Linked DNA regions of Homo sapiens: region 1 is linked to region 2. A link is an interaction called in ENCODE POLR2A ChIA-PET data of the cell type or tissue named here. Cell type or tissue: Panc1. All regions are shown on one strand. Links, peaks and the distances in the headings refer to the core of each region. The heading gives the core; the rest is flanking DNA.

Region 1 (2,910 bases), core at 138-2,637, 61 kb before region 2:
TGCCCCCACACAGCCAATGTTCCCAGGCATCGCTGTGTCCCCCCAGACCAGCCTACAGCTCTAGAGAGAGCCTGTGTCACTAGAAAAATCTTGCCTGTGTCCCCAGACCCAGCCTGTGATTCCAGACACAGCTGGTGTCCTCAGATAGCCTGTGCCCACCCCAGACAGCCTGCACCCTCTGGAAGTGCCTGTGCCCTGGAGACAGCCCGTGCCCACTCTGCATGTGCCCACAGACAGCCTGTGCCCATGGAGAGACAGCCTGGGTTCCTGGTGTCAGCTTCCTCTTCCCAGCCTGGAGACAGCTTGCGCTCCCATCCTGTGAGCCCTGGGGAGACAGACGCCCACCCCAAAGCAGGATCTATGCCTGTTCCCCACCTACTGCTTCCACCAAACCAAGCTCTCACCAGACGCCTCCCAACACCCGAGGGCAGACCTTGTTCCTTCCCTGCAATGTTCTTCACTTCCTGTCCTCTCGCCTCCAAATGCCCAGACTGGACATTTCAGCGTTTCTCATTTTCTCCGAGAGACATTCCCATACTCCCTCCTTTCCCAAATCATGGCTGTTTTATCCCTGGGCATGGCAGAGAGCTGTTCCATACCTCCCTGACACGCCACGCCACGGCTTGTGCTTATACCAGGGGGACATTCTATACCCCTTGGGAACTGGATGAAATCTCCTTCTACCTCCACTGACCCATGGAAAATACCTGGCACTCCTCAGAGCCCATTTGGGCTGTCATATATTTGATCACCCATATGAGATCTCCAGCACTCTTCAGTCTCCAAAGACGGTCCTATCATCCCAGTGCCCCTCAAAGAATATGGCCTATTTTTCTGGGCTCCGTATGAGATTTCCCTCGTCCCTCACTTCTCCAGATGTGATATCTTATATGTGTAGAGTGCAAAATAGGATGTCCCAAGCCCTCGATAGGACAGTGGGATGCCAGGCCCCCCGGCTGTCTGAGCTACCCACTTGGTGTCCAGATGGGCTACCCTTGATCATTTTATTTCTGCAGATGGGCTGTCTCTGGCCCCTCAGGGGTCTCATAAAGGATGATCTCAAACTTTTGCAAAATGGGAGTCCCCAGTAATAAGAATAGTAGCTGCTTATGTAATGCCTGGTTCTCATCTCAGTGTTTTATGTACATTAACTCATCAAGCATCATAGCTAGCCTATGAGTCGTTATTATCACTCCCGTTCTAGAGAAGAGAAAAATGAGGGGGCGAGAAATCTCGGTGGCTCGGTCTATGCACCCAGGCTAGTTAGATGGAATTTGAAGCTTGGTTGCCTCTCTTCTCAACAACTGCATTATATCACATCTCACTGGTCCATCAAGAGATCCCAAAGGTCAAAGGTCCTGGGACAATGGAGGGGTGGCCCATCCCATCTCACCGCATTGTATGGGGTTCCTTGCATCCCTTGCTGTCCCCTCCATTGATCAGAAAGGACTTCAGTCTTCCAGCAGGGCCATTAACGTTATCTTACAAACCCAACCCCTCAGAGGACATCTCTCAATCTTCATTATCTCAGAGAAATATCTCACACTCACCACTGCCCATCAAAAGGCATCCCTGGCTCCCTTGGCTATAAGTATGGAATGTGGGGGTGACCCTTACCCTGCACTTTTCCAGATGGGATGTGTCATGTTTGGGGGTGGTCGAATTGGGATGTGCTAAACTATTAGTAGCCAAAAGAGGATGCCAGGCAACCTACATTGTCCCAGAAGGGCCGTCACACTTCCCTTGTGGATGTAGACCGTGTTTCCCGCAATGACTGCTTCAAAGAGCACCTGCACCCTTCGCTCAGTGACGTGAAGCACCCTTTACCTCTTTTTCTTTGAAATGGAGTTTTGCTCTTGTTGCCCCGGCTGGAGTGCAATGGCACGATCTCGGCCCACTGCAACCTCTGCCTCCAAGGTTCAAGCAATTCTCCTGCCTCTGTCTCCCAAGTAGCTGGGATTACAGGCATGCACCACAACATCCGGCTAATTTTTGTATTTTTAGTAGAGACGGGGTTTCACCATGTTGACGAGGCTGGTCTCAAACTCCTGACCTCAGGTGATCTGCCCGCCTCGGCCTCCCAAAGTGCTGGGATGACAGGCATGAGCCACCACGCGCAGCCCAGCATCCTCTACCTCTTGCTGCTGCATAAGAACTCACATATCCCACTCCTCCTGGCCGGACATCTCACCCCTTCACCTCCCCTCGGGGTACTTGGGGAGCGCCCGCCCACACCACCTCACCTGACTCAGGGATTGATTTCTTGTCCCTTCATATCCTTGTTCAAATTGAAAAGTTCAATTTTTCACATTCATGGACTGCCTGGTCCCTCTTCTATGGCCTTTACTCCTGTTATTCTCGACCTCTCTTCTCTCTTTCTGTGCCTCAGTTTCCCCATCTGTAGAATAAGAGAGTAGGTCAGGCTAGGTGAATTCTGAGGGAATTTCTGGGTCTAAAATGCACTTCAGAAAGTGCTCCCCTCCCTTCCTTCATTTCTCCTTCCTTCTCTCCCTTTCTTCCTTTTTCTGTCTTTCTTAACTTTAAAATTTCTCTCTCTCTCTTTTTTTTTTTGAGATGTAGTCTTGCTCTGTCACCCATGCTGGATTGCAGTGGTGCCATCTCAGCTCACTGCAACCTCTGCTTCCCGGGTTCAAGCGACTCTCCTGCCTCAGCCTCCTGAGTAGCTGGGATTACAGGCATGTGCCACCACTCCCGGCTAATTTTTGTACTTTTAGTAGAGATGGGGTTTCACCATATTGACAAGGCTGGTCTCGAACTCCTGACCCCAAGTGATCTGCCTGCCTTGGCCTCCCAATGTGTTGGGATTACAGGCATGAGCCAGCACACCCGGCCCTGTGCTTTGTTTTATATTATTTTTTCCTCGTTCTTTTCCAGCTCATCTCTTTAATG
Region 2 (2,910 bases), core at 170-2,669:
ATGAAATATAAATTTTCATTTATGTCTGAATAGCAACTGTGAAGCTCATTGTTTTTGTGACACCGGGGAGGTCACCTAATCTCTATGAGCAAAAAGAAGTTAGTAACACAACCACCCTCATAGGAAGTGAAGACTGAATGAGTTAGTGGAGGCAAGTTACCTGTCGTGGAGACAGGAACATAGAAAATGCTGGATACATGTCAAATGCCAGTGTTATCACTCTATCCTCACCTGTCACCCAGATCTCCAGCTTGTTGCTGGGGAAGGAGGCCAAGTGTGATGAGTTGCTCAGGTAATACACACAGCTGTAGTTTCCACTGTCATTACTTGTCACGTTCCAGAGCATGAAATCAGTCTGGTTTTTTCTTACTTGCCTGACTTGTAATGGTTCTGGGATCCCCATTTTCAACAGAGCAATTACAATACATTCGGTTCCATTGTATGGAGTGAGACATCGAAGTGTCCTGAGACCTGGAGTCATCCCAGGGTCTACATTGACTGAGAGCAAAGGTTCTGGGAGTGATCCTGAAGAGGACAAGGCAATGGAGGTAAAGAGAAGGGCCAGGGCTTTTCCATTTTCTACTGCACTTGGGGACTATCTCATCCATCTCTCCGTATTAACCATGTCTTTCATCTTCTGCATTTGATGCTTTAACATCTTGGGGCCTTGCTGCCCTTGGTGGGACCTCCCCTCGCAGGGTTAGTTAATTTCTAGAGCCAGTAAACAACTTGTCCTCAAGGATGTCCCTCAAATGCAAGCCAATAGATCCAGAGCCCATACTCTCAACCACCTTAATTATGGGGCTCTCACACTCAAGGTCAATGTTGTCCTCTCCTAATCACCCCAGGTCCAAGAACTAGACAACCAGGGACAGCCTCTACACCCCAAAGCCAATTCTTTTTTTGTTTTTCTTTTCTTTCTTTCTTTTCTTTTCTTTTCTTTTTTTTTTTTTTTTTTTTTTTTTGAGACAGGTTCTCATTCTATCACCCAGGCTTGAGTGCAGTGGCACGATCTTGGCTCACCGCAGCCTCTGCCTCTGGGGTTCAAGCAATTCTCGTGCCTCAGCCTCCCGAGTAGCTGAAAGCACAGGTGCACACCACCACACCCAGGTAATTATTGTATTTTTGTAGAGATGGAGTTTCGCCATGTTACCCAGGCTGATGTCAAACTCCTGACCTCAGGTGATCCACCCTCCTAGGCCTCCCAAAGTGCTAGGATTACAGGCATGAACCACCACACCTGGCCAACTCTAATCTTGTTCTCCCCACAAAATACAATCAAAGCTCTGGTCCACAGTTCTTCCTCCTCCCTCTGCCCCTCATTGACCCTGGTGCTTCCCCACATACTCCCCCCAGTATAGCCTTCCTCCTCCTCTTGGGAACTGTAACAGACCATCTTTTCCATGGCAATCATCACTTGGTCTGTCAGTCTTACCATACCCCAATTTTCTATTAACTGACCATATTCTACACCACCCTCCCACATCCACATCATTGGGACCCTCTCAGAATCTCTGATGAGAATCTTGCTCCACATTCGGTTCCCATTTCCACATTGAAGGTGTTGCATCTATCCTTCTTCTTCTTTTTTTTTTTTAGACGGAGTCTTGCTCTTTCATCCAGGCTGCAGTGCAGTGGCACAATCTCAGCTCATTACAACCTCTGCCTTCTGGGCTCAAGAGATTCTCTTCCTGCCTCAGCCTCCCTAGTAGCTGGGATTACAGGCGCCTGCCACCACGCCCAGCTAATTTTTGTATTTTAAGTAGAGGTGAGGTTTCACCATGTTGGCCAGGCTGGTCTCGAACTCCCGACCTCAAGTGATCTGCCCACCTCTGCCTCCCAAAGTGCTGGGATTACAGGCATGAGCCACCGCGCCGTGCCTGGCCTGCATCTATCTTTTTGTCTCCTAGATTCCTTCTTCCCCAGCCATGTCCCACGACAGGAAAAGAAATACGTGCATCAGGCAGGCTTTGGTGACTCACGCCTGTAATCCCAGCACTTTGGGAGGCCAAGGCAGGAGGATCACCTGAGCTCAGGAGTTCAAGACCAGCCTGGGCAACATAGATCCTGTCTCAACAAGTAATTTAAAAATTAGCCAGGCATGGTGGTGCTTGCCTGTACTCCCAGCTACTTGGGAGGCTGATGTGGGAAAATCGCTTGAGCCTGGGAGGTCGAGGCTGCAGTGAATTGTGTTCATGCCACTGCACTCCTGCCTGGGTGACAGAGCGAGATTCTGTCAAAAAAAAAAAAAGCAGCCGAGCGCAGTGGCTCACTCCTGTAATCTCAGCACTTTGGGAGGCTGAGGTGGGCAGATCACTTGAGGTCAGCAGTTCGAGATCAGCCTGGCCAACATGGTAAAACCCTGTCTCTACTAAAATACAAAAATTAGCCAGGTGTGGTGGCGCACCCCTGTAGTTCCAGCTACTCGGGAGGCTGAGGCAGGTGAATTGCATGAACCCAGGAGGCGGGGGTTGCAGTGAGCTGAGATCATGCCACTGTACTCCAGCCTGGGCAACAGAGCAAGACTCCCTCTCAAAAAAAAAAAAAAGGCTGGGTGTGGAGGTTCACGTTTATAATCCCAGCCCTTTGGGAGGCCGAGGCAGATGGATCACTTGAGGTCAGGAGTTTGAGATCAACCTCACCAATATGGTACAACCTCATCTTTATTAAAAATACAAAAATTAGGCCGGGCGCGGTGGCTCATGCCTGTAATCCCAGCACTTTGGGAGGCGGAGGCAGGTGGATCACAAGGTCAGGAGATGGAGACCATCCTGGCTAACATGGCGAAACCCCATCTCTACTAAAAACACAAACAATTAGCTGGGCGTGGTGGCGGGCGCCTGTAGTCCCAGCTACTCGGGAGGCTGAGGAGGGAGAATTGCTTGAACCCAGGAGGCAGAAGTTGCAGTG

What was found. Peaks named below come from ENCODE experiments on the same cell type or tissue, not always from the same donor. Only the 100,000 strongest peaks of a DNase experiment are listed, where the experiment ranks them.
Region 1: POLR2A ChIA-PET joins it to region 2 with 8 read pairs; 5 of 35 experiments call an interaction of 5 or more read pairs at or near these places.

What each region holds. Positions count from the first base shown.
Region 1 is chr19:53,993,840-53,996,749 of GRCh38, forward strand. All of the region lies in intron 1 of CACNG6 (calcium voltage-gated channel auxiliary subunit gamma 6), which reads left to right. Among named protein-coding and RNA genes, the nearest start is that of CACNG6, 3.7 kb to the left of the region's middle. In Panc1, for the core only: no CTCF peak of the experiment used is centred there; no DNase peak of the experiment used is centred there; H3K27ac peaks cover 2,500 bases.
Region 2 is chr19:54,055,275-54,058,184 of GRCh38, forward strand. The region is part of intron 3 of VSTM1 (V-set and transmembrane domain containing 1); the gene reads right to left. Among named protein-coding and RNA genes, the nearest start is that of VSTM1, 7.2 kb to the right of the region's middle. In Panc1, for the core only: no CTCF peak of the experiment used is centred there; no DNase peak of the experiment used is centred there.